Linked DNA regions of Homo sapiens: all the other regions are linked to region 1. A link is a contact called in ENCODE Hi-C data. All regions are on one chromosome and are shown on one strand. The core of a region is the stretch at or near the end of the contact, and the rest is flanking DNA. Distances in the headings are between cores, read along the strand shown. Region 1 holds the start of ARPC5 (actin related protein 2/3 complex subunit 5). Region 2 holds the start of CBSLR (CBS mRNA stabilizing lncRNA). Region 3 has its middle 32 kb from the start of ZNF648. Region 4 holds the start of SWT1 (SWT1 RNA endoribonuclease homolog). Region 5 holds the start of RNF2 (ring finger protein 2). Region 6 holds the start of RNASEL (ribonuclease L).

The links. A loop is a pair of places that touch in the nucleus more often than their neighbours do. Pooled maps may share reads with other maps.
Region 2: a loop to region 1 is called in a map of naive thymus-derived CD4-positive, alpha-beta T cell, with 8 times the contacts of the local background. The contact joins the promoter of CBSLR here to the promoter of ARPC5 in region 1. A Hi-C loop is called at or near these places in 2 of 168 maps with a recorded cell type or tissue (CD8-positive, alpha-beta T cell and naive thymus-derived CD4-positive, alpha-beta T cell), 2 of 37 single-sample maps with no recorded cell type and 18 of 50 pooled maps.
Region 3: a loop to region 1 is called in a map of tibial artery, with 27 times the contacts of the local background. The contact joins the enhancer-like site here to the promoter of ARPC5 in region 1. A Hi-C loop is called at or near these places in 5 of 168 maps with a recorded cell type or tissue (B cell, CD4-positive, alpha-beta T cell, CD8-positive, alpha-beta T cell and 2 more) and 9 of 50 pooled maps.
Region 4: a map of CD8-positive, alpha-beta T cell shows a loop between it and region 1 (8-fold over the local background). The contact joins the promoter of SWT1 here to the promoter of ARPC5 in region 1. A Hi-C loop is called at or near these places in 7 of 168 maps with a recorded cell type or tissue (CD4-positive, alpha-beta T cell, CD4-positive, alpha-beta memory T cell, CD8-positive, alpha-beta T cell and 2 more), 6 of 37 single-sample maps with no recorded cell type and 23 of 50 pooled maps.
Region 5: a loop to region 1 is called in a map of CD8-positive, alpha-beta T cell, with 6 times the contacts of the local background. The contact joins the promoter of RNF2 here to the promoter of ARPC5 in region 1. A Hi-C loop is called at or near these places in 4 of 168 maps with a recorded cell type or tissue (CD4-positive, alpha-beta T cell, CD8-positive, alpha-beta T cell and naive thymus-derived CD4-positive, alpha-beta T cell) and 9 of 50 pooled maps.
Region 6: a loop to region 1 is called in a map of CD8-positive, alpha-beta T cell, with 6 times the contacts of the local background. The contact joins the promoter of RNASEL here to the promoter of ARPC5 in region 1. A Hi-C loop is called at or near these places in 2 of 168 maps with a recorded cell type or tissue (CD8-positive, alpha-beta T cell and psoas muscle) and 5 of 50 pooled maps.

Annotation. Positions count from the first base shown.
Region 1 is chr1:183,633,747-183,638,285 of GRCh38, reverse strand. ARPC5 (actin related protein 2/3 complex subunit 5) reads left to right here and starts at 2,503. Exons shown (of 4, transcript NM_005717.4): 1 at 2,503-2,769. The coding sequence starts at 2,627. It also overlaps a transcript of RGL1 not described here. RefSeq lists silencers at 2,220-2,379, 2,860-2,909, 2,990-3,049, 3,001-3,219 and enhancers at 2,530-2,809, 2,807-3,307.
Region 2 is chr1:185,315,384-185,319,922 of GRCh38, reverse strand. CBSLR (CBS mRNA stabilizing lncRNA) reads right to left here and starts at 2,471. Exons shown (of 4, transcript XR_007066771.1): 1 at 1,646-2,471. IVNS1ABP (influenza virus NS1A binding protein) reads left to right here and starts at 2,680. Exons shown (of 15, transcript NM_006469.5): 1 at 2,680-2,970. RefSeq lists enhancers at 1,662-1,741, 1,992-2,091, 2,741-3,354 and silencers at 2,422-2,731, 3,192-3,251.
Region 3 is chr1:182,027,493-182,032,031 of GRCh38, reverse strand. No RefSeq gene overlaps it. Among named protein-coding and RNA genes, the nearest start is that of ZNF648, 32 kb to the left of the region's middle. RefSeq lists a silencer at 1,915-2,304. Within about 2 kb of position 2,296, at least 30 of the 41 ENCODE cell types and tissues checked have a DNase peak (open chromatin) inside an H3K27ac peak, as active enhancers do; they include B cell, CD8-positive, alpha-beta T cell and tibial artery, where a contact is called at or near this core.
Region 4 is chr1:185,155,365-185,159,903 of GRCh38, reverse strand. SWT1 (SWT1 RNA endoribonuclease homolog) reads right to left here and starts at 2,737. Exons shown (of 19, transcript NM_017673.7): 1 at 2,590-2,737. TRMT1L (tRNA methyltransferase 1L) reads left to right here and starts at 2,951. Exons shown (of 15, transcript NM_030934.5): 1 at 2,951-3,426. The coding sequence starts at 3,192. RefSeq lists silencers at 2,345-2,464, 3,205-3,454 and enhancers at 3,005-3,114, 2,958-3,863.
Region 5 is chr1:185,043,365-185,047,903 of GRCh38, reverse strand. It overlaps RNF2 (ring finger protein 2), which reads right to left and starts at 2,346. Exons shown (of 7, transcript NM_007212.4): 1 at 2,255-2,346. RefSeq lists a silencer at 2,457-2,716.
Region 6 is chr1:182,586,613-182,591,151 of GRCh38, reverse strand. It overlaps RNASEL (ribonuclease L), which reads left to right and starts at 1,896. Exons shown (of 7, transcript NM_021133.4): 1 at 1,896-1,985; 2 at 4,182-4,539. The coding sequence starts at 4,346. RefSeq lists an enhancer at 2,021-2,180.

The DNA.
Region 1 (4,539 bases), core at 1,254-3,753:
TAATTACATTTAACACATTAAACATATAGAGCAAAATTCTGAGCAATCAAAATAATTATACCCTTGAGCAATCGATTATTTAAATTTCTTTCACTATTCCCTTAAGCTGATTTCTACTCTGGGATTCTTTCATAGTTCTCAAATAAGAAAATAAAAAATTTCCTAAATAAGGCAATACAAAAGAATAGAAATGTAAGAGAAGAGATATATTAGCTCTTGAATCCCTGTTTCCATTTGCTGTCAATAGTGCCTCTAATGTTCGATTTTCTCTTCAAAGAAAAATCTTGATTTAAAAGAAGAAAAAGTACAATCACCTTTAACAGCTAAAGTATACTGATTAGCATCTACTAAAGTTAGCAAAGACTGAAACTGAAAAAAAATTGTAAAATCTTTATTCTAAGTTATATAACGCCATTCACCATAGTAATGATTTTATACTTTGGTATATGGCTTTTTAAAATAAATATTGCCAACAGGTAAAAATTTTTCCTTTGCTGTCTTAAGGCATTCCTAAGAGAATTTTTACCAGTGTGTGTTCATAACTTGAATGTTAATTTAAACAATGTTACTTCTATCACCTAAATGATATACTTATAGAAGAGTGGTTTAATTGGGAACAGAAAAACACCACATTGCTTCTTCCCAAGAAAAAGGGATGTATTCCATTCTCGAGGTCTCTCTCCCACTCTCTATTTATATATAATATACTGCATAGATAAATATACACACATTATATATGTATTTTTTTGAACTTAAAGAAGACTGGACATATGTATTTACATGTATATATCCAACAAATATTTAATTTTGAGATCTCTCTCCCTCTTCTGATTTATTATTCTCAGTATGATTCTCAAACTGTACGGTCTTTCACATTTCATTCATTCATCAAGCATGTATCGAGTCCCTTCTGCATGCTTAGCTTTTTGTCATATGGAAGGAAGATACAAAAGAAAAACTGTTTCTGCCCTTCAGAATCTTTCCATCTCTTCTAGGAAGGAGATAAAACACCATATATCATTAAGAAATTTATAAGACTAGTCCCAAAACCAATGGTACAAGCAACATGCATTTTACATTTATGTAGAATTTTAGAGCTTGGAAACACTTTCGTGATATATAATCCTAAGAACAATCTTGTAAAGTGCACATTATTAGCTCCATTTCAGTGATGAGGAATCTGAGACAGAATTTTAAGTGACATGTCTCGTTCAAACATTATGAGTGGAAGAGTCAACACTTAAGCCTGAGTTTTCTGATTCTAAGCCTAGTGCTCTTTTCAACACAGCACTGGAAACCAAAGATTGTGGTACACAACAGGGCAACAGCCAGTCTTCTGCTCGAGGTCCAACTAAACTGGACCCATACCGAGCAGTGTCCAGCCAAATGTCCAAATTAATTTTATCCTGCAAATATTTGTTCTTCAGTGTAATACACACAGCACAACTACCATTTCCTTCGTCTTAGTGCCTTTATCTCCTACATTCCAGAAATGGGGATGTCAAATATTTTTTTAAATCTGGCCTAGATGGAATCATATAAATCTCAAATCATAATATAAATCTTAAAGGTCTGGTTTCCACCAATCCTTCCACATTTTGTTTTCCCCCAGCACTAGAGAGCCTAACCTACCCTCACCCCTTTCGAGCATTCTTGCTCCAAACGACCACCTATTTTAAGATGTCAATGACCCTTTCCCAAATTCTACAAATTCACCCCAGTTTTGCCACCCGACCCCAGCGCCTGCCCGGACACGTTCCCCTCCCTCCCAATAGATTTGATACCGAGTTCAGGTTCTGCAGATCCCGTTGCGATGCTGTCACACAGCACTGACAGATAAGATTTGACCTTTCGACTCCGTCCTTGGGGACTTCCCGCTGGCCAAGAAGGGTAGTTCCAATCCCAGGAAACGGGCTTCCTGCTCAGGAACGCAGCCTCTAGCAGCGCACAGTCTGAGGCAATGTCTCCGGCAATTAGAACGATGCTGGGCGCCCGGGTGTGCATCACTCTGCCTCATACTCCTACCAACTGCAGGGCACTCGGTCCGGCAGCCAGTCCATCCCACCCACAGCCAAGTCCCAGCCAGCCGGACCTTACGCAGGACCCCGATGATAGGTCGTTGACGGCTGCAGCAAAAGCCAAGGCCACCTGCCGCTGCTGCCCATCCCCGCCAATCTGAGACCCCCTAGACTGGACCGCAGAAAAGCGTTTCTATGGGAACCCCCCCACCGAGAATCACGTGACGCAATCGGACGACCAATCGCTTCTTACCTCTGCCCGCGGTCCAGCTTTTGGCCCTCCCTCTCGCCCCCGCCTCCTTCGCCCAGCCCCGCCCCTTGCCTGCGGAGAGCCCGCGCCTGCGCGCTGTGTCCTGCGCGCTCCTTCCCTCGCGCGCGCTCTCCGTGGAAGAGCAGGGGCAGCGTGGGAGGCGCCAAGGGAGCGCGAACCTGAGGAGGAAGAAACGGGGCTAGCGCGCAGGCCCAGAACGGTCCGAGCCGCGGCAGTCGGCGACGCCTCAGAGCGGAAGAGGGAAGTGAATCAGGCGCCGGGTAGTGGGTTGCTGGGCTGGGCTTGCTGAGGTAGAGGCAGCGCCAAGAAGAGGCCTTTGCCGCTGGTCGGGATTGGGATGTCGAAGAACACAGTGTCGTCGGCCCGCTTCCGGAAGGTGGACGTGGATGAATATGACGAGAACAAGTTCGTGGACGAAGAAGATGGGGGCGACGGCCAGGCCGGGCCCGACGAGGGCGAGGTGGACTCCTGCCTGCGGCAATATCCTTGCATTCACCGCCCTCCCCACCCCAGCCCAGCCCAGCCCGCCCTTCTCCTGGGACCCGGGAGCCTGCAGGATCCGCGGGGCACCGGCGCGGAGCTGCCCTCTCAACCTGCGGCTTAACCTGTCTCTTTGGGATCGCCCGCTCTGAGAGGGCAAGGGGGAAGCCCCCGTTTCCTACCCAGTCGGCAGGAGACGCGAGGGTCCCACTCTTGGAAGCCTGCCCTCCCCCGCGCGCCTTCCACGCCCCCAGATTCCTCAGGTTGCACCCGAGTGCCTGCCTGCCTCGGGAACTGGTCCCGCCGGCCGCGCCCTCGCGGCGCTGGGGAAGGCGGCCCCGGCTGGTGGGGAAGGCTGGTGCCGAGCGCCTTAGTTTTTCTTCCTAGAACTCTGATTTCCTGGGGTCACATTAGCTCCAGAAATTTCTGATTGTGGGGAACCTGCATCTTTCCTTAGTGGTTTTGTTTTTTGTTGTGTTTTTGTTATTGGTAGCGTTAAGGTAGTTTATTCCTTACCGGGGGGCGGGGGGAGATGGGACTGTTCGAAAATTGAGGGTCCCTGTGCTTTCAGCCCATTGGCCTTTTTAAAAAAAAAAAAAAAAGAAGAAGAAGAAGGGGATTTGGCAAAATATACATTGTACAGAATTTGTTAACTGGGGGAGGGGAATGAATACAAAAAATACAAAACTCCTAGAAGGAAGCTTGGAGCCTTTTACCTGCTAAGAAAAGGACAATAGAAAAAACAACGGGGAATGCGTGTGGAGAATCCTTGGAAATATTTAAAATAAACCCCAATGAATAAGATAGAAGATGAGTCATTCGTATAAAGCAGAATCATTTTTGTAATCCTAAAATTGTTTCCATTTTAGTTAAAATATGGCAGTCAGTTCCCGGTTTCTGTTTTTGCATATTTGAATATTCATAACTTTGGCTTCGCATTTGCATTACATCTTTTTTAGAAAAATGTAAATGTTGCAAAAAAACCGAAGCTGTAGTTTTAGAAAATCTCAGACACTGAATTTGTATGCATTTCTAATTCTTGGGTGTATTCATAAGGAAGACTCTCAACAATGTCCTGTTATAGTGGGGAAATATGAGAGTGAAAATATTTAATGGCAACAATATCCTTTTTTAAAGGCACCTAAATAGAGCATTAGACATTTATCAATATATAGATAGTGCTTTGCCACAACTTTCACAATTAATTAGCTGTTGCTCTTTTGCATTATTTAAATACTTAAGTGCTTGGAGTTATAAAAAATGAGCTAATCTACATCAGGCATGCTTCTCTAGAAATCCCTGCAGCCTTGAAAATAACAGCTTGTCAACCAGAGATTTTGTGTAAGAACTTTTTCTTTAGAAAATAAATGGTGAACATGCTTCCTAAAAACATTATTTGTGATGGATAGATGGTGTTTTATGAAACCCCAGTGTATTTTAGGTAATTTGTGGTGACTTTTAAATGGTACTGCTGTATCCATATCAGTGGATCTGCTTTTTGATCAGTTCATCTTAAAATATAAAGATACTGTCTCTTCTTACCGTTACATACAGCCAGGAAAGACAGCCCTAGTGGTGGGGTACTAGAGTTGGAGGAACAAGTGAACTCTGTGGTTTTCCTTTTAGGGGAATGTTTGTACATTCTGACAGTCTGATTGGCCTTCTGTTTCTCATGCTTGCTAACTCACTAGTGCTTTCAAAGAGAGCCTGAATTTAATAGGTATGGTCTAACACAGTTTGAATAACCTTTGTGAAATATGAGAGAAAATA
Region 2 (4,539 bases), core at 1,222-3,721, 1.7 Mb before region 1:
TATTAACAACAATAATAATAAAATAGAACAGGCTGGGCGCCATGGCTCATGCCTGTAATCCCAGCACTTTGGGAGGCCGAGGTGGGCAGATCACCTGGGGTCAGGAGTTCGAGACCAGCCTGGCCAACACAGCAAAACCCTACCTCTACTAAAAATACAAAAATTAGCCAGGCGTGGTGGCGGGCACCTGTAATCCCAGCTACTCGGGAGGCTGAGGCAGAAGAATCACTTGAAACCTGGAGGCGGAGGTTGCAGTGAACTGAGATTGTGCCATTATAGTCCTGGTTGGGAGACAAGAAGCTCTGTCTCAAAAAATAATAATAATAAAATAAAACAATTTTAAGAGTGTACTGTAATAAAAGTTATGTATGGTCTCCCTCTCAAAGCATCTTAGTGTACTGAACTCACCCTTCTCCTTCTTGTGATGTGAGATGATAAAATACCTACATGATGAGATGAAGTGAGGTGAATGACATAAGTATTGTGACATAAATAGCAAATTCCAGAAATAAACGATTCATAAGTTTTAAATTGTGCACCATTCTGAGGAGCACAGTCTGCTCTGTCCCTGCCCAGATTGCCATTAGCCAGTTGCTGTCTGGGTTGTCAGACTGTTGCAGTGTGACAGTGCTTGTGTTCATATAACTATCATTTTATGTAATAATACCCCCCAAATGCAAGAGTAGTGATGTAACATTTTTGGGCCATGGTTGACAAAATCTTGGAAAGTGAAACCAAGGATAAGGGGGACTGCTATATTAAGAGCAAAATCTTACAACATAATGTGTTACTTTAAGAGGTAGAAATTAACCATCAGGTTCCCTGAAAGGCATAAATGGAATGCATAAGTTATGCTATTATTCATAGAGAAGGTAATAAGTAAATTTGAAATTCCATACAAAGCAAAAATACAATGAGTGTGGGCACACTGTAGCTTTAAGAAAAGTGTTGACTGTTTCAGGTCACAAAGACACTATTTAGAGTATAGCAAGTGTGACCATGTGTCCAACAGGCCAGCAGTCATGTGTCTACGCAGAGTGGGCAATTCATACTCTCCCACTGGAAGGATGAAACCCATTGTATTAAAGAGCTTAAAAGTACGTACCCTGATAGTTTCATTTGTAAGAAAAGTAAACATTGCTGTCAGTTATTATCAGCAAGACAAAACAAGAGCACAGTGTCAAATGTCAGTCTTTTTCTCCTTAAGAAAGATATAAAAAATCACTCGAATAGACATCTTAGTTCTTGTTTCCTCCTACAATTAATTGTCCGGGGGCGGGGGGACGGGGTGCGGGCGGGGCGAGGGAGACATACAAGAAATCTGTGAGAAAAAAAGGGGCGGGGGAATAAGTCTCCTTGCCTCAAGATTTTAGAAAAAAAGTTGTAAACCTATTGCAGATGAAGGCTCCCACAATTTATTTTTCCTGCTTCTATAAGCATAAATAGTTAATGATAAAAATGGTAAGAGGCATTGACAAAGAGCTCCTAGAATGTCTACAAATTAAGGTGAGTGATCAAACACAAGGTTAGGCCTAGACAGCTTAAGTGTCCTCCACAAATCAGGATAAGCGTTAACAGGACATTAACCTGGAAGCCTTTACCAAACTCTAATTTGGATATAATTTTACCTCACTAAATCCCTCACCTTCAATCAAAACTCCTTTCCCACGTGCCCTTCAGAGTCCACGAAGTTGCTGCCAGATCCCAGCTTAAATCACGTTTCGCTTTCACAGATCTCCCTCCCGGGCAAGGTGGTGGGGTGGATAATGAAGTTTGGCACCTGGTATAAAGGGCCCCAGTAGGTTAGGATAGGAACTACCACTTCTCAGGTGTGTTTTCTTTTTCCGGAAGAGGGCAAGACCAGTAGAGAACTGACTCAGCGTCTCCGACACGAGGAGAGCTGCACGCAGACAAAACAGACCCGGGGGGTGAAAAGTGGAAGTAAACTGGTGTTTGTGGCACCACTGATTTACACCTTCTCTGACTTCTCCAATATTTTTTTCCCCAAGTGACTCAATCTTCTCACCCAAACCAGGCCAAATGAGGGGTTAGTTGTTCGACTTCTTCTCAGAGTGCCTCTCTTCTTCCTCACACTCTCCACGCCTCCTCTCCGCACCCGCCACTTCCCCCCCGACCCTTAAGTTAAGGGCTCATGCCCAACTAGATCCTAATGTCCACGACGAGCAGCTCCAGTCTAGGGGGGGTTGCCTAGAAGTAGGTCTGACGCCGAGCAATCTAATCTCCCACGTCTGATCTCTCAGGCTATTGTGCCTCGAGGGGAAGTCAGAACAGGTGAGGGCGGCTTGAGGGAACCAGTTCCGGGACAGGCAACGCACAGGGCGGCGAAAGTGAGGGTGCGGGGCAAGGAACGGAGGGAGGGACAAAGGCGCGATAAGAGGAACGAGGGCGCCCCCCGAGCGCCGCCTATCTCCTCAGGATCACCTTGCGCTGACCTAGTTACACCGAGAAGGAAGGAACCCCAGTAGACCAGGGAGGAAGGCGGGGCGGGATGTGGGCGGGGCCGCGGGTGGGGCGGGGCTTAGAGTGGGATCTTTATGGAGCTCGCCTGTGATTTGCAGATGGATTCGAGACGGAAGCGGGCTGGGAGGCGTCGGCGGCGGCAGCGCACGTGGTGACGTGCGAGGGGGTGCGGCGCGAGCGGTCGGCGGCGGCGGAGGCAGTGTCTCCCGGTCGCGCGTGGAGGTCGGTCGCTCAGAGCTGCTGGGCGCAGTTTCTCCGCCTGCTGCTTCGGCGCGGCTGTATCGGCGAGCGAGCGAGTTCCCGCGAGTTCTCGGTGGCGCTCCCCCTTCCTTTCAGTCTCCACGGACTGGCCCCTCGTCCTTCTACTTGACCGCTCCCGTCTTCCGCCGCCTTCTGGCGCTTTCCGTTGGGCCGATTCCCGCCCGCTTCCTCCTGCTTCCCATCGAAGCTCTAGAAATGAATGTTTCCATCTCTTCAGAGATGAACCAGGTAATACGCGCTGGTTCTACGAACGACAGATGAGGGAGACGGCGCGGCTAGAATCCGAGAAGAAGGGATGGCGCCGGCGGATGGGAAGAGGGTGGGAGGCGCGGAAGCGGTGTCCTCATCAGGGGAGGCAGCCCCAAGCGGCCGCCGCCGCCCTCTGGGACGTGAAGCCCGCGCCGCGCTGGGCCCGCGCTCCAGCGCTGCCATGGTTGCCAAGTTGCGTTGGCGGCCGAGAGCGGGCGCCGGTCGCCTCGGAGAGCGCGGAGGCTGGAGCCCCTTTGCTACACTGGCGCGGGTGAGGCAGGCTGGGAGGAACAAGAGTTTTTTGTTCGAAGGGTTTTGGGGGGCCTGGGTTAGGGCGCCGCGGGCGGGGATGACCCGCCGGAAGGAGGGCGCGGGACTCCCCGTTCTTGCTGTCAGGAACGGACGCCTCGCCTCGGGTTTGCCTGGGGTTTGGGATTCTCTTCTGGAAGAGCTCTCGAGACTCGGCTCGTGTGGGCGGGCAGCCAGCCCCGGGCCTGGAGTAGGGTGGCACGGAGTCCCCGATCGCCGTGGGCCGCGGGGTCCTTTGTTCCCGCTCCACGTTGCCCGCTTTTCTTGCCAAGCGCGGGGAGAAGGGGGCGGGAGGAGGGAGGGAGCGGCTGCCCTGACGTGTCGGTACTGAGTGACTGCGGGGCTGGCCAATCCGGGGCGGGGGTGTGCGGGTGCTGGGGGCCTCGCCTCGCAGCCTGCGGAGTGGGCGCCGGCCTGGCTGCGCGAGGAGGAAGGCCTGGGACGCTCTTTCTTTTTTATGAAAGAAATCAGTGGCAAGATTTGCTCTTTTTCCGTCCCTCCACGCTTTTGGTTAAGTGTCTCTGATTATAAGCTCTTGATGATAGGAAGGTATCAGGCTGAGGGTTGAACCTAGGGTAACTTGAACCACTACTTGAGAACTACATTTACTTTTTCCCCCAATAGGTAGTGGACATATCTATTGGTTTGAGACAGCTGACATTTCAAGGAGAAATCAGATGTCCAAAAGGGCGCATTTTTGTGATGGAGCGTGCAGTGATGGAGCGTTAGAACACCTTGGCATCAAGCTGTTCGTTGAGTGTGTCGTGGTCTTCTGTCTACTAATAGATGACAACTCTGGAAGCCTAGTACCACTCTTAACAGATGAATAAGTACAGCATGGACTAGACTGCCACAGGCCATGCTTTCTTTTAATAATTCTAGCACCAGTGATTGATTTAGGAAAAACAAAATACTGATGATTACTTTTAGGCTAAAGCCTGCTGACACTTCTGTCTTAAAGATACTGAAAGAGTAGTTGTATTTGTTAAGTCTGGACGTGAGGTAAACATGGACTTTAGAATTGAATTGAGACTAGTATCATTTAACGCCAGCTGGCAGGCTGCTTATCAAGCTTATAATTTGGTAGCCAGAGGTAAACGGAACTTGAGCCACTGACCAAAGAGAGCCCTGGAATGGTTTTCCTCTGTGTTTTCCTAATAGATGATATCTCTGGTTAACTAATAGATACTAATTTCTATAGCCATTGTCTTAATTTGTAGTTGATTTTCTAACTTTCCC
Region 3 (4,539 bases), core at 1,047-3,546, 1.6 Mb after region 1:
TAGTAGAGACGGGGTTTCACCATGTTGGCCAGGATGGTCTCGATCTCCTGACCTCGTGATCCACCTGCCTCGGCCTCCCAAAGTGCTGGGATTACAAGCGTGAGCCATAGCACCCTGCCGACAACTTTTAAGAATAACCACACTGATGAGAATGTCCAGATATTTACTATAACAAATAACTTTTAAATAATGCTTACACTAGAGATTAAGAAAGAAATGGAGACTAAATAGGAGAGGGAAATGTTAGTCCTTTACACTTTAAATACTAAGAATATCAAACTAATATCATCTTTTCCTCACAAAGTAGCATTTATTAACTTTAGTACATGTTTTCTCAATATTTTTCCAAAAGAAATAATGGTTTCAATGACCGATCCTCAACTATCCCCCACCCCTTTCCATCAACCTCCTTGAGTTCATCATATCAAGATCTTCTTGTTTCCCAACAAGTCTTCATCAAGATTTACTCTCCAAGCTTTAGTTCCATCCACTCACCTACCCAACCTTAAAACATCTATTTATACATTTGTCCGTCCCTTTTCTCCCACGTATATGTCCATCCTTGTAGCTATTCCCTCGCCCACCTGTCTGTCCATCATCAATCCGTCCATGCTACATTTACAGAATATTGAGATAAAGGCATTGCCCTAACAACTTGATACAGGAATAAGTAAAGAGAGAATTATATCACGGTATAAAAAATGCCACCAAGGAGAAGCATCCCAGAACTCGATGGTAGTACAGTGGAAAGACCTGTACTTGGAGGAAAGATAATGGAACTTTCTAGGAGAGTTGATACATTGGCTGAATTTCGAAGGTAAAATAAGCATTAGGAAGGTAAAGGAGTATTATGTACAAAGACAAAGAGATATATGAAAGCAATATGAGTCTGGAGAAACTGTAATTTGACCTGACTAGAAGGTAAGTTGAATAATGAGAGATGACTGAAGAAGCAGACAAAGTGGAGATGGCAGATAGCCTTTCCTTCAGTTATGGTTTCAAACCCTATGAAGAAAGCTGTTGAGTTTCTATCCACCTGCATATTTTTTATTATTATTTTAGTTAGGTGTGCTTTTTTCAAAGATAAACACTCTATTCCTTTTGCTTCTTCCAGTTTTCAACTGAAGATGTGGAGACCTCTCCTCACAGATGTGTTTTGAAAATTTAAAAGCATTTTAAACAGCAACCTAAGTAAATTAATTATTCAAGACAAGACACAGACCTCTTTAATTGCTTCAAAGAAAGTAAAATACCGGGTAACTTGTCAGGTATTTGTCCAAATCTTCTTTTCCCACAACTTCTGCTCCAAAGATTATGCATTTAGTAATAATACAAAAATCTATTAACAATATTTAGATTAATACTAAAATTTAGTAATAATTTAGAAATCTCTAGTTTGAACTATTCATGAGGAAATTACAAACTACTACACATCTCTAACTGGTAGCATTCACATGCCAGCTGTGGTCTATTATTTGGTGACATGCGGGGACTGCTTCTAAGTTGTTTGAGGGGCTTCTATTTTCTGAATATATCAAGGACAAGATGATGTGACCTGCAGCCCATTGGGGGTCAAGGGGAAAGGTGGTAGAGGTGAGGGATAAGAGAAGTAAAATGTAAGTGCAAAGGCTTTATTCTCTCTGCTTATGGATCTTTCCTCATATCCCCGAACGGAGTCCACCAATTCTGCTTCCCAGTAAACAGCCTATGGGGCACCTGCCTGTAAATACCTGGAGCATCATCAGGTTGGGGGGCGGGGAATTAACAAACACCCTAAAGCCTTTGAGGTAGAAGCAACGCAGGCCCTCTTATAATGTGGGCCAACCGCCCGGCCCCAGGCTCCGCGGATCCCGCCCGGAGTGGTCTCCTGGATCCTCTCTCCTCGGGCGGGCGTCCGGTTCCCGCGCGCTCCAAAGGGCTGCCCGCAGGCCGAGACCACAAGGGGGCGGCGCCTGACCCACTCAGCGGGCAGAAAGCGCTGCCTGCTCCGCTCTCCAGGCGCCGCCCCGGCTCCCGGATGTAGGGTGCTCTCCGCCCGCCCCGCCCCCCGGGGGGTGTGGTGCCCTCCGTCCGCCTCGCCCCCCTCACCCGCAGGCCACCCGGCTTCCCACCGGATGGCGGCGGCCGGGTCCTGGAGGCCCGCAAGGCGGGCGCCGCTCAGCGATCTTCGCTGATGGGCCGCGGCGGTAAAACCTGCCCCGCCCACTCGCGGTAAGCAAAGGTACGGCCCCCCAGGCCCCGCCCCCTGTCCTGACAGATAAGCCTCCTGGCCAACCAGGCTTCTCATCTTCCTCTTAAGTTTTGCTCCGTATCCCCGCCCCAGCTTTGAGCCCCACCCCCAGCGGACAAGCTCCGCCTCCAGCCCGCCTCAGAGGAAAGTGAGCTACAGGATAGGAAGCTGCGGGTCTGCGCAGCCTGAGTGCACAGAGTACCTGTAATGCCTGTGGTGCCGGCCGGGAGGGTTGGGCCCAGAAGAAGGCAGACTAGCCCCTGCCCTGCCCAACTTCAGTCCAGCCAAAGAGAAGTAAACGAGGGAGTGGGTGTTAGGTAAGGAAAGTACCCTGACCGGACGGGTTAGGTGAGAAGGTTTCTTGGAGGAACTGAGACCGGAAGATGGAAGGAATTCGCTAGGCCAGAGGCGGGAGGGTGCCCAGGGGAGGGGACAGAGTTCCAGTAAGAGAAAATAGCAGGCCTCGGTGAGAGGATCACCATAGGTTCCAGAAACTAAAACAATTTTTGACCAATATGGCTGGAGCATAGAGTAGTCCAGCAAGAAATAAAGCTGGACAGAGAATGGAAGTCAGATTCTAGAAGACTCTAGAGGTTCACACCTCTAGAGGCTTTTAAAGTGGGAACGTGGCATAATCAGATCTACATTTCATAAAGGTCACTCTGCAGAGTGCATTGGGAGAAGATCAGACTAGGGACAGGAAAATCAGAAGACTGGCATTGATGTGGACTAGGATGGGGGCAGTGAGGATGAAGAGAGAGGGGTGGATTTGAAAGATGTTTTGCACATAGAATTAACAAATTTTGGATGAGGTGGCAGGGTAGGTGAGAATTCAAGAGAATGAAGAGTAAAGATGATTTATTTCTGCATCAGCAAGGTCAATGGTGACCATACAAGTTATCGCTCGCTCCCCTCCATATTTTTAGCACTTTCAGAGCTGTTACCTTACTGCCTTGAGTGTTTCTCTTTTGCGTAGAGAATTTATTGCTGTTCCAGATTAGAGCTTCCTTGAAGAAATGGACATCTTCAGGTTTTCCTTTGCTTAGATTGTACCGCAAATTACCCATTTGATCATTTGCTGAATGATCCAATGAATCAATGGCCCCAAGGGTTTGATCCTCAAAACTAAAAAAAAAAGCTGTCAGAAAGGCCAGTCCTCAAGAGGTACATTTATAGTCATGTGCCCCATAATGACATTTTGATCATCGATGGACTACATATATGACATTAGTCCCATAAGATTATAATGGAGCTGAAAAATTCTTATCACCTAGCGACAAAGCCATTGTAACACTGTACCGCAATGTATTACTCACATGTTTGTTGTGATGCTGGTGTAAACAAACCTACCATGCTGCCAGTCATATAAAAAGGTAGCACACATGATTATGTGCAATACATAATACTTCAAAATGATAATAAACGACTGTTACTGGTTCATATATTTACTGTATTATACTTTTTATCATTATTTTAGAGTGCATTCCTTCTACTTATAAGAAAAGTTAACTGTCAGCCTCAGGCAGGCCTTTCAGGAGGTATTCCATAAGAGCATTGTCATCATAGGAGATGACAGCTCCGGGTGTGTTATTGCCCCTGAAGACCTTCCAATGGGACAAGATGTGGAGGTGGAAGACAGTGACACTGATGATCCTGACTCTCTGTAAGCCTAGGCTAATGTGTGTGTTTGTGTCTGTTTTTAACAAAAAAGTTTAAAAATTAAAAAGTTAAGATATAAAAAGCTTATAGAATAAGGATATAAAGAAAAAAAAGTTTTGTGTATCTGTACAATGTATTTATGTTTTAAACTTATTATAAAAGAGTCATTTTTTTCAAGTTTATAAAGTAAAAACATTATGGTAAGCTAAGGTTACTGATGAAAGAAAAATATTTTTTCATAAATATAGTGAAACCTAAGTGTACAGTGTTTATGAAGTCTATAGTAGCGTACAGTAATTTTTCTAACAAAAATATATACTATTCACAGAATATTAAAAAGACTAGAAGATAAGGAATCACTTTTCTGATATGAGTCAATATTTGATCCTACATCATGTTATCACAGTAAAATAGAATCAAAGATTGACTCACCCCAGCATTATCAAAAGACCATGGAGGCCAGGCGCGGTGGCTCACGCCTGTAATCCCAGCACTTTGGGAGGCTGAGGCGGGTGGATCATGAGGTAAGGAGTTCGAGACCAGTCTGGCCAACATAGTGAAACCCCATCTCTACTAAAAATACAAAACATTAGCCAGATGTGGTGGTGTGTGCCTGTAATCCCAGCTACTCAGGAGGCTGAGGCAGGAGA
Region 4 (4,539 bases), core at 1,488-3,987, 1.5 Mb before region 1:
AAAAATACAAAATTAACCAGGTGTGGTGGTGCATGCCTGTAATCCCAGCTACTCAGGAGGCTGAGGGAGGTGAATCGCTTGAACCTGGGAGGCAGAGGTTGTAGTGAGTAAGATTGTGCCACTGCACTCCAGCCTGGGTGACAAGTGCGAAACTCCATCTCAAAAATTTAAAAAAATATAAAAAAATATTAAAATACATATATATATGTACATATACATCTTGCATAGGTTGGTACACAGTAATGTCTACATACATACTTGCTTGTATGGTTGTCTTTCTACTAGACACTGAGCTCCTTGAGTGTGCCGTATTAAAAACTTAGGTGCTCATAAATGCCTACTGAGTGAATAAATGAGTGAATTCTTCTTCCTTGGAATATTAACTCTTTCATTCTGAACCACTTCCAATTCACTCACTGTAGTTCCTCTGTCCACCTCCCATCCCCGTCTCACTTTTCCAGCCCTGCTGTGGACCAAGTCAATACTGTTAGTGGATGACAGTATTGTGGACTATCCCAGAAAAACACTTATGTTTATGTTTATTCGGACAAATGTTGTATATTCATACTAGTGTGAAATTCCTATTGATTTTATGCAAATCAAAACATAAATGAGGGGAGACTTCATGTGCTGGCCAGTCTTCAAGATGGCTCCTGATGATTCCTGATGCTTGGTAATCATGCACTTAATGTAATCTGCTACCACAATGAATAAGGCTGACCTGTGTAATCAATAAGATATTACTGCTACATAGTGGTATGTGGCTAAATCATATAAGATATCATGACGTCTGCCTTGTTCTGTCTTGGACTGCTCACTCTAGGGAAAGTCAGAGTGTCATGAGGACACTCAAACAGCCCATGGAAAGGCTCGCAAGGGAAGAACTACTGGCATCTTGCCAACAACCAGAACCAACTAACAGCCAGGCATGTGAGTGTGTTACCTTTGAAGCTGATGATCCTGCACCCCTAATCAAGTGACATGACAGCAGCCCTGGCACATATCTTCACTGCAACCTCAGGAGACCCAAAGCCAGATCAACCCAGAAAGTCATTTCTGAGTTCCTGACCCACAGAAACTGTGGAGTAATAAATGTTTACTGTTGTTTTAAGCTACTATGTTTTGGTATAACTTATGCAGTAGCAATAGATGAATAACATTATTTAATTCTTCAAACATTGACGATTCCTTCTTCAGGATGTCTTACAAGCACAGACCATGCTTAGAAATTCTTACAAAAATTCCCACAGAATCCAGACACTAAAATCTGACCCTTTTAATCTGGTTTCCAGCTGGTGTTAAATGACATTAACATACTGAATCTAGCTTTCAGTTAACCATCTAGTCATTTAGAAATAAAAAATCATCATGAACGACAGTAAAAAAAAAAAAAAGAAATGAGAACAAGAATTATTGGATGATGCACAGATATAGTTAGCATTTCTGTAAGTTATAGTCAGTGTTATCCCATTTTTAATTGACTGTTGAGCCATGAGTCAACTACACATTCAGGAATACTAGATAAAAGCTGTACGGGACGATCAGTAAAAGGGATTTAGGACTATAACTCACAGAAGCTCCACAGGGATAATCTGTTCCCATTAAACTGGGGAGAGGTTAAACACACACACACACCCCTCCAGATATATACTTCTTAACTATAGGGGGAGGAGTTAATTTCCAGTTAGTGCTTCAAAGTGCCAAATAATCATGCTATCTCTTCCCCGGGGTTCTGAAACAAGTAGGAAACAAATAGACCAAGAAGATTGGCGTTTATCAACTTAATTAACTAAGAAAAGCTAACTGGAAGCGCGCGTCTTGTTCTTGAGACTAAATTGGGCTTCCCTCTCCTGCCCTGATGCCTAGAAGGTTCGGACCAAGCCCAAGCAGGGCAGCCAGAAAGTTCACGTTTTTCTCCTTTCTGTCCCAGTGGATTTATCGCGGGGGGACAGAAGAAAGAAACAAGAAAGGCTCGAATGTCAAGTAGGCACTAAGAGTGAAGGGGAGAGAAGTACGGGGGACAGGGGACTCGCTAGCATATGTTTTGGGGATCTGAAACGCATCAAAATTAAATGCCCCGAAGCTCTACCCACTCAGAGCTCTGGTTATTAAAAGCCTGAAAACAAAGCAAAATAGAGCAAAACAACTAATTTCTATCCACTGGCCACACCGCAGAACTGCTGATACTGGCAACATGAAGACTAAAGCAAAAATAAAAACAAAGGAAAAGAGTGTTCGGGTCACGGTGTAGGTGAGGGTGCGAAATGAAGAACAGACCCTAATTCCAAGTCAGCTGGATGGACAGGCAAGCTCGTCAGCTGCTAGTAAACCGCCGCGGGCCCGCGGGCTCCGCACGAACCGACCAGACCCCAACACCGGGCAAGGGGCAGCCCCGGAGGCAAGCCGGGCCAGAACCACACCCTCCACGGAGCTGGCTCGTCCCCGGACCCGCCCACAGAGTCGCCCCGCCCAGGTCCGTGTGACTCCTGAGTCCCCAGTCCGGCCGGCCGCCCGCCCGCCAGTATACTTGGGGCGGGGGACGAGGGGGAACCTGCCCAGCAAAACGTCAACGCACCCCGCAGTTCCTACCTTACCAGCGCCGGCGGCAGTGGCAACTCCGGAGCCCCAAGCCAAAGGAGAGGGACCCCCGCCTCCCAACACACACACACACCCCGCCCCACCAACTGTATGCCTGCTGGGAAACGTAGTTCTGCGCCCGCATCCGCACTACCTACTCACCGCCCCACAGCGCTCGCTTAGATTTGCATTTACTTCCTCCGAGGCTTGAACTCCGGCCCCGCCCCCAGACTGCGCAGTGTATCCTGGGTGCTGTAGTCTTTGTTCGGTTTGGTGGTTGGCCGGTGGGCCGGAGACGCACCGTAGAAACCGAACCCTCTTACCCAATTGGACGCCGTCCCCAGTACGCTTCTGCGCAGTTTGTGGTGGCGTCGTAACGCCTCGGGGAAAGGGAAGCGGACGGGCATCTGGAATCGCTGCCTCTGGCTTTCTGTTTTCTACTAACAGGATTTGGTCACTGGTTCTTCATCTTTTGTCTGTTGCACGCATCCCGCCCTCCCCACTTGCTTCCCCACTCCTTGGATCCAGCCCTGTGGGCATTCACGTCAGTTCTCTGACCCCGCCGTGAGCCCCGCTCCGGGTCCCCGGGCGGGCTTGGCACGGAGGCGGTAACTATGGAGAATATGGCGGAGGAGGAGCTGCTGCCCCTGGAGAAGGAGGAGGTGGAGGTGGCCCAGGTCCAGGTCCCGACCCCGGCCCGGGACTCGGCTGGGGTCCCAGCTCCGGCCCCGGATTCGGCTCTGGACTCGGCTCCGACTCCGGCCTCGGCTCCAGCCCCAGCCCCTGCCCTGGCCCAGGCTCCGGCCCTGTCCCCGTCCCTAGCCTCTGCCCCTGAGGAGGCTAAAAGCAGTAAGTGCAGAAGGCCCAGATCTTTCTGCTGCAGAAGAGAGAAAGTGCGCCTTGCTGGGAAGTAGGGGAGGCCCTTCACCGGGATGGTTTTTATGGGGCAAGGCAGGTTTAGGAAAATGGTGGGGAGGAAAGAGGGGCCCGTGTAGCGGCTAAAGCAGGGTTACAGAATGGGAGACGGCATCTTCATAAGCCTCGAGGATGTCACGGTGAGGGATATGCGGAGAGCAGGAATGCTGCAGATAGAAGGAAATAATGAGGTTAAGGGCTTTTTCTTAAAAGGGAGTCTTTTTAAGGTACAAAAATAGGAAGTTACACATAATTTGGTAGTTTCCCGCAGTCCAGTCTGCCATGGTTAACTAAGTTCTTTCAAATGTGACATAGTAACCGAGGCAACCTGTTTACGGTAGTAGATCCTAGCTGCCAACATTTCTAAACCATTACTGTCAACTAGCTTTTCTGCTTCGACAGCCACAAGGAGATGAGTTTTTCTCATTTCAGTTTTCTTTTCCCCCGCTAGCAGCTTGCCTCCGAAAAGATTTTGAGGCTGAGTAGTAGTTTAGGAAAGAGTCGACTAAATTTACGGATGTTTTCCCCCATACATAAATACCAATTGAGTTTTGTACTCCATTCCATCAGAAATAGACTGTTGAGAATTAATGGCCCATATTATTGTGCTTCTGAATGTGCCTGCATGTTTTCTAAGTGGTGGTTTATTGGACCATATAGGAATTTAAAAGACTGATGAGTAACACTTTCTTAAGGATCTTCTAACATTTTAAAATGTAAGGTCTAAGAAAGACATAATTTAAGTTCTTTTAACATTTAGTTTGTGGTCATAAGTTGACCTTTATGTGCTTTCTGAATTGGAACTTAAAATAATCTTTAATTCATTATTTTTTCTACTTCTAGGCCAGTTTTGAGTTTAATATTTATAAAAGGTTAGATAGTTATAGATAGGATTATTTTGCAGTTTTGAAACAACATACAAATTGTTATAGATTTCAGAGTAGGGCTAATCACAGGAAAGACAAAAGTCAGAATGCTTCAGGTAAGCCCCTTCTCATTATATAAGATCAGAGCTTGTAGGTACAAAATAAGGCCAGTTGTTTCTTC
Region 5 (4,539 bases), core at 1,097-3,596, 1.4 Mb before region 1:
AATGAATCAATCGAGAAATTAACCATTGTCTGATGACAATGTCTTCTACAGTGTGTGCAATAACACGAATTAAAAACCAATTGTAGATGTGTACGTGCGCAGAGTACATAATCTCTTATTTTTCTTTTAAAAGCTGCAAACTGTGATGGATTTTTAGTTTATCCAGAATTTAATGAGTCATTTCAAAATTATGAAGCGCTTTAAGTCATACTAGAAACACTGCCATAATTTTAATAAAGTGCGTTTTAATATTAACTCATTTCTCTTGCTGGAAGAAATTATGCTTCTTTGCTAATGTATAGAAATGAAACTGTCACTGAAACATCTGGTTATATATTATTCATTAGGCATATATATCACCTTTACTCCAAAGTCTGCATAATATAAACACAAATCATGAATAAATCAGATTAGAGACACAGACGTGACACCACAAACTGTAGGTCACTAATAAAATTCCAAACATGTTTGCTGACCTGGTCTATATTTCTATCCATTCAAACCTGGGAGCTTCACACAGGCAGAGAAAAACTCCAAATTCCCAGTATTTTGAAAGTCTGCATGGTCTACATTATGTTAGTGATTGTAACTGGAAATTTTTCTATGCAACACACTTTAGGACAACTAGCTTATTTTTCAAATACTCAAACGGATTGGCCTGACTCGGGCAATTTTTCTTCGTAAATCTGCCTCTACTATAATTAACCTCAAATGTGGATGCCACAAGGATACCTGAGGAAAATAACTACAATCCTTACAAAAAGTGAGGGACCATATTTGCTGTGCTACCCCTAGAAAAAGGAGTCACCTATAACTACCTATTATTTTGCTAAAAAGTAGTTTAAGAGTACAATCAAGATTTTTAAAGATACTTGTTGATTGTGAAAAGTAGAAATTTCAGGGGAAAAAGGGAATAACCAAGAGTCATATTGCTGCTATTTAAATACTTTATAAATCCAAGGATCAAATTTCACTATAAGAAGCAAACTCTCACACCCACCTCAGTTATTAGAATATTCAACAACTGCACTTAATACAAAACAGATAGATTAGCTACCAATTAGACTAAGTATTCCAGCTGATCATCTTGGAATTACCAAAAGTAGATTATGTAATGCAAATCGCTCGTACATTCGTTTTAAACATATCCTCGGTTTAGAACACTGAAACCATGCCTTAATTTTTTTAATTGAAAAACAGCGTATTACTAAAATACTGAGTGCATATGTATATCCTTTTCACGGCACTTCAAAGAAACCTGACATCTTCAAATCATTTTACAATGTAAAGTTACATTCTCTAAAACTTCCGACAGCCTCGAAAAAGATACCCAAAGGGGCTTCAAATAGATGAGTCTATAATTGATCTTAGCGGGCAAATAACTGGAATGAACCTCAAAGTTTGAGATCAATTTTTACTAACACCATCTCTGAAAGCAAGAAGGAGACTTCTGTAGAAGGTAAACGATTCTGACCAGCAGGACGTGGGCTCCCGGCAAAAGTGGGTACTAGCATCTCAGCGTAAACGACACGGTTCAAAACGCGAATCTTCCCGCAGAAACTAACCAAGACACCCCCTCCCCCCACGACTCCTCCTGGGTAAGCTCACGGTTTTAGAAAGCAGCAACAGATACTCCAGAGCAGGAGGCGGCACTCCAGGAATGTGTGAAGCTGAAGGGGTCTCCCCGAGGAACCCCGAGGTCGAGGAGCTCCTCTACACTGGAACCCCGACTCCGACCCCCCAGAAGGAAGGAGCGATATCTGCACAAAGTGCCCCCTACCCCACCCCCACGATGCAGACACACATCCCTAGCTGCGAGGCGAAAGCCCAGAGAAAAAACTCGCATTCCACTCCGTCCGCCTCCGGAGTAGGGCTGCAGAGAGGCTGGGGCCCCCGCCCCCGGAGGCGAGGGGACCGCGCCGCAGCGCCGGCCTCCGCGCAGAGGAAAGGGCAGCGAAAGGCTCGCGGCGAAGGAAGGAATCCCGGCGCTTCGCTGACTGGGTCCTCCGCAAACCAGCTCCCTTCCCTCCCACGACCCTCGAAGACACGGGAACAATGAGAACCCGCTTCACCCGCCGTCTCCGCCGCGAGAGCGGCCGGGGGCGGCGGCGGCGCCATGTCCCTTCACACCCCCGCGGACACACACCCCCCCCACACTCCGGGGCCCCCGTCAGTCGCCTGCAACGCTGCCGAGTAGACGCGTGTCCCGGCCCGCTGCTTCCGCGTCCTTCGCCTCCCCGCCCGCCCCACTCACCGGCTCCTGCCCCAGCCCAGGGCTCCGCTGGCCGCGGCCGGAGCAAGACTCTGGTATCAGCTGCCGCGGACGCCGGCGCCGCCGCACAATATGGCGAGCCTCAGCTTCCGCAATGGAGCTCGGGAAATACAACAGGGGCCGCTCAATATTCATGAGAGACTGAGGGGAAGCCGGCTCGGCCGGCGCTGCGGGGAGGGCGGGAAGGAGCGAGCGAGCGAGGGGCGGAGGCGCGGGACGAGGACGTGCACGGCGCGGGGAGGCCCGCGGCGCGAGGGAGGGTGCGCCGCCGCGTGTTGGCCTGGAGAACCCGCGCCACCGCCCCGCCCTGGGCTGGCCGGCCACGCCCCCCCGGCGCCCACCGCGGTCCGACGTAGCCCCCGGGCAACGCCCGGATGACGGCGCAGCCACCTCGTGCTCAACCTTCTGCTTGGGTTCTTCTGCCCTGGCTTCGGCCCACCCTTTACACCTTCCTGGCCGGCTTCTGGGGTTTGGGCTCAGACTTCTTTCTCATGAGTTCGTCCTCTTAAACCTGTCCCACCCGGCGGAAATCCTCATCAGGCTTTGGTTTGCAGAACTTCACATGAACTTCGGCACCCTTCCGCTCTCGTACAACAAACATACACTTTTCATCCTTGCAGGATAAAACTGCAAGTGTAATTGCTCCTGGGAAAATGACCTTCCACTCTAAACTTAGCTTAACATTCTGATTGTGGTCATCAGCTCTTACTATTTACCTTGCTGCTGCTTTATTCCTACCTCCTTGGCCCCTTCCAGTGTTACCTTCTGAACTTGAGGATTTACGAAGTAATAGATTAATAGATGTAATCATTACCTAAAACACAGCCAGTTAGTCTCCAGTAAATTATCCGACATTTAATGCATATAAATTATGAGCTGAAGAAGTAACGAAGAATTGAAAGTTCCCTGATCTCTATATGTACTATTGTTGAGATGTCATGTTCTCTTGAGAAGATAACCAGCAATACCAGACCGTAAATCTGAAGGCATAGAGGCATAAACCAATGGACTGCAGTGGGAATTGGGCAAACTAGGTTCATAGCCTCCAATGTGTGTCTATGTGACTTACGTAGATTGCGTAGCTCCTCTGCACTTCATTTTCTTCGTCTGCGAGATGAGAGAATTGTATTGAATCCTAGGTCCTTTCCAGTTCTTTAACGCTCTGAAACTCTCTATAAGCAATTCCAAATAAATGACATGAATTTACATAGGAATTTGGAAAAGAAAAATATCAATTCCAGCTGGTGTGTTTGGGGATGATTTCCTGAGGAGCCGGGATTTAAGATGGCCTTTGACGCCTTGGATGGGTGGAAAGAAAAAGGACAGGTGTTAAATACAGCACATTATATATGCTACCTAACAATCCATCAAAGAAAACAAGCATTATTCTTTTTCAGTGGCTTGAAAGCTTTTGCCTACTATCTATAACTTTAAATAACAAGTGACAGTTATCTGACTCTACAAGCCCTTCAAGGTTAAACTCTTCCTCCAATGTGGGGGGAGAAAAAAAGGCTGGGTGTGGTAGCTCACGCCTGTAATCTCAGCACTTTGGGAGCCCAAGGCCACCGGATCACTTGAGATCAGGAGTTCGAGATCAGCCTGGCCAATATGGTGAAACTGTCTTTACTAAAAATACAAAAAAAAGTTAGCCAGGTGTCGTGGCACGCGCCTGCAGTCCCAGCTACTCGGGAGGCTGAGGCAGGAGAATCGCTTGAACCTGGGAAGCAGAGGTTGCAGTGAGCCGAGATCGCGCCATGACACTCCAGCCTGGGTGTCTCGGCGAGACTGCGTCTCAAAACAAAACAAAACAACAACAACAACAAAATCAAAATAATCAGGGAAGCTCTGCTTCTCCCTTCTTGTGAAAGTCCACTTTCTAGAAACAGTGCAGTTGCAGAAGCATCTCCCTTCTTCCTTCATGACGAGTGCATGTGTAGTTCAATTAAAGGAAGACAGGTGTTCATAATTTAGAACTTTTGCTCTAATTAAAATGCCTTTGAAAATCATGATGTGTGGTTAGATTAAGCAATTCAATTGATGTTGAGAAAAGTGATGATTTGTAGAAAGCGCAGGAACTTTATGGATGAAAGTTAAATATAGTGCTTAAAAAAGACTCACAGGAGAATTAGTGGAAAAACGGAAAACTTATGGGATATCTGGATTAAATGTGATTAAAAAGCTAGACCTCAGGCTAACATCCTTAATATGAAAAACACTACTGACAAATTAATGGAACTCATTTTATCTATTTTATCTCTTACTCAGAA
Region 6 (4,539 bases), core at 647-3,146, 1.0 Mb after region 1:
TACATATATAAAGTGTTCAGAACAGTTCCTGGACCATATTAAAGAGCTATGTAAATGTTTGTCATTATTAACAGAATCATCCACATTTTCATCACTCTTACTAATATCATTAGTTCTGGTAGCAAGGCAGCATAGGTCAAGATATAGAGGTAGAAGCATATGACATAATGTGACAAGGAACTGGAGGCTAGCACTGATGATGCCCATGAGGAGTAGGGACAGGCAGGGACTGTATTATAACCTGAAATCATGATATGTTGGGTTTTTCAACTGTTTATGATCTATTTCTGCCTATTAAGATGCAAGCTCCTAGAAGAACTCTGTGAGGAACTGGTGTGGTAAATCATTCTATGCCAGATATGCAGAATAGTCACTGGTAACATAGTCAGTGCTCAATAAGTTTTTTTTTTTTTTTTGAGACGGAGTCTTGCTCTGTCATCCAGGCTGGAGTGTAGTGGTACTATGTTGGCTCACTTCAACCTCCACCTCCCGGGTTCGAGCAATTCTCCTGCCTCAGCCTCCCGAGTAGCTGGGATTACAGGTGCACAACACCACACCTGGCTACTTTTTGTATTTTTAGTAGAGACGCGGTTTCACCATGTTGGCCAGGCTGGTCTTGAACTCCTGAACTCAGGTGATCTGCCTGCCTTGGCCTCCCAAAGTGCTGGGATTACAGGTGTGAGCCACCACGCCTGTCCAACAAGTATTAATTAAATGAATAATGGGTTAAGGATTTTTGAACTTTGTCCTGAAAATGATGGTGGGTCAATGATGCAGGGTGGAACAATGGATGAAGGGCTAGGAAGCAAGTCATCAATTTCTTGCTATAAATGATGACAAGGACTCGAATGGTCATCCCTTTGTAGATGAAAGCAAGAGACTTGGTGTTGGGATGAGGATGAGGGGTGGCCTCCGGGTGATGGTGCCATCTGTGGAGATGGAATAAGTGGGAGGAGGGGCAGATTTAGGAAAAGATGAGTATTTCCATTTGACACATATTCAAGATTTGTAGGTCTAAAGCTCAGCAGAGAGGCTGGGGTTAGAGAGCGAGGCCTGGGAATCCCTGGTGTATAAGGGGTGGTAGAGGCCCCGGGTCTGGATGGTGTGACACAGGTGGTCGTCAAGTGACCATGCACTACTTGTTGTTCACAAGTCCCAGGGCTTTGTCTCCCCAGCAAGACTGGGTATTCTTTGGGGATGGAAATACTTTCCACTACAGCACTAAGTACACAGTACACAGCTCATTGCTAGGAAGATAGTCAAGAACAGAACTTGTAGAGCAGAAAGGAACCTTCAAAACCAAGTTATAGGAGAGAACTGAGGCCCTACATGGTTAAATCACATGCCTGAGGTCACTCAGCTAAGCAGCCACAGAGCTGGCTGTAGGATCAGGTCTCCAGACTGCCAGTCCGGTACCCTTCTGAGAAGGCCGCACTGCCTCAGAGCTGTGAGTTGAGTGAGCTGAGAAAGGTGACAGGGCTTGGGCTTTGGGCTTACTTAGCTTCTATGAGCCTGCGTTTCATAATCAACAAGATTGTCAGGGGTTAACTGGGACCATGCTGCATGTAAAGCATTGTGTCTGGAACACAATAGGTGCTCAATATGTGTTTACTTTCCATTCCTTTCTTCCAAGAAGACCAGAATTTGCAATGACAAAGAAAGGATGCAAGAGTGATGGATGCAGTTGGCTGCTGCCACCTGAAAGGCTGCAAGACTGAGAGGTGAGTGACATGACCCCGGGCATCACATTCCTCATCAGCAGACAGAAAGTGGCTATTGCTTTCCTCCAGAAGGTGTGCAAGTAGAAGCTTTGCTCCTGGTGCCAGAGTGAGCCTGTGGCTGCTTTCCCTCCCACACTCCTCACTCCTTTCTTGGCTCCGCCCTGCTGACTCAGTGACGCAGCAGGAGGAAACTGCTCGGGCTGCAAGCAGTCTTCCAGGCTTTGCGGCTGCCAAAGGAATAATTGAGACGTCTGAGTTGAGCAGGTAAGGCAGGCAGAAGGAGGAAAGCTAGAAAACCTCGATAAGTCGATCCTGAAGAATTCTTGGGCTTTGGAGACTGGAGAGGCCAGGGGCTGGAGGACTTGGGAAGTGGGAGGGGAGCTCCCAGCCCTTGGCTGCCCGGAAGGATCTTCCTCCAGTGCCCTTCCAGAGTTCTGTCAGAGTCCACACGTCATTTATCCATGTCCTCAGTTTCTCAGGCATCTCTTTGCGACTTACTCAGGTCGCACAGAGAAAGTGAAATTGAAAGCAGGATTGTCTGTTGGAGTACTTCCGCAGGCTCGTCTCTTCTCTACTCTGATGCGTCACTCAGGGCTTCCTTGATATTTCCTCTCCTTCCCGGCTCCTTTGTTTATACCAGCCCACCTCACATCTGATTGTAATGGGGACGGTCTACACAAACACTTTGGTTCAAAGATTTCATTGCCTGGTGATCGTGTATGTGTTGCACAATTAATTAAACTTCTAAGAGGCTAATCAATTAACCTCTGAGGCTTTGAAACTGTCAGAGTGGTGAGATTGCTGAAAAAGGGTTGCTTCGTGAATTCTATAGCAGATGCAGTTATTTAAATATTCAGGTAACAGTTTCGGGCTGTCTGATGATTGAACTGGATCTGTAATTCTCAGATCTGATTGACAGTTGGACGAAATTGATAGCTGCCAGTTGCCTATTCGTGTAGTAGCTATATGCACATGTGTAGGGAGAATAGAATTCACTAAGCAATTTATTTTTTCATAACGGGATATAATTAGCTCTAACATTCATTGAGTGGCTAATATTTGCAACACTCCATACTTTAATGTACTTTACACACATGACTGTATTTATTTTTGTCTCCATTTCAGGAAATAGAAAATTGAGATTCAACAATCCAAGGTTACAGGAAGTAATAGTAAAAAATTACACAGCCACAAGCTCAAACTTAGATCTCCCTAAGGTCAGAGTACAAGCTCTTTTCACTACTGCAGATACTCCTTGACTTATGATGGGGTTACATACAGATAAACCCATCCTAAATTGAAAATATTGTAGGTCAAAAGCACATTTAATACACCTAATCTACTGAACGTCATAGCTTATCCTAGCTTACCTTAAATGTGCTCAGAACACTTACATTAGGCTACAGTTGGGCAAAATCATCTAGCTCAAAGCTTATTTTATAATAAAGTGTTAAATGTCTCATGTATTTATCGAATGCTATGCTGAAATAAAAAACAGAATGGTTGTATGTGTACTTGAAGTGTGGTTTCTACTGAATGTTTATTGCTTTTCCACCACTGCAAAGTCAAAAAATCATAAATCAAAGTCAAAAAACATAAGTCAGATATTGTCTGTACTTTAAATAGGGGCACAGGGTTGTACAAAGAGGACATGCACAGAGTCAGCAAACACAGTGATCAACCTTCCTGGTGACATAAGAAATGCAAAGGGAAAAAAAGCCAAGAAATATATTTTTCTTATTGAATGAGGGTTCTTCTTTTTTTATTGATAAATAATTGATGTGCATATTTTCATGGTCTTTTTTTTTTTTTTTTGGAAGCCACCTATCTCTGGTAAGAATATATTTATATGACATTGAAAGCAATTTGTTAATATAGGTTAAGAATCCTAAATACAATCATATCTTTTGAATAGTCATTAAATTCTTTGAAGTCTATCATATGAAATCTATCATAAGATCTATCGAAAGAAAATAAACTAAAATAAGCTGAATTTGCTGCAACATCATTTAGATTTTTTAAATTTTTAATTTTAAAAAACCCTTTAAAACTTATTTTTGAAAACCACTCAGTAATAGAGAAATGAAACAACTGTATGATTTCATATTACATAGTCATGAAAAATGTTTTACAAGACTTTGCAATAACACAGGAAATGACTTATAGTATGGTATTAAATGAAAGGAAGTAGGATACAGTTACTTACAGAGTATAATTCCAAATGTCTTAAAAAATATATAGAAATACACTAAAATATTAACATTGGCTGTTTCTGGGCATTGGGACTAGAGAAATAATTTTCTTATTTTGAATTTACATATATTTATAATATTCTGTAATTTAAAAGTTTTATAAGAAATAAATATATGTATTTAGAAAAAATGCTAATATAATTAATTTCTCTGATTCAAGTGTTTTCTCCCTATTGTAAAATTACAAAGCACCTCTCTTCGTTGCCAGGTGGAATGTCAGAAGACTGAGAACATTGTTCCTTCTTCATACTGCTGCTCTGTTGCCAGAGAATCCCAATTTACACTCAAAGCTTCTTTGATTAAGTGCTAGGAGATAAATTTGCATTTTCTCAAGGAAAAGGCTAAAAGTGGTAGCAGGTGGCATTTACCGTCATGGAGAGCAGGGATCATAACAACCCCCAGGAGGGACCCACGTCCTCCAGCGGTAGAAGGGCTGCAGTGGAAGACAATCACTTGCTGATTAAAGCTGTTCAAAACGAAGATGTTGACCTGGTCCAGCAATTGCTGGAAGGTGGAGCCAATGTTAATTTCCAGGAAGAGGAAGGGGGCTGGACACCTCTGCATAA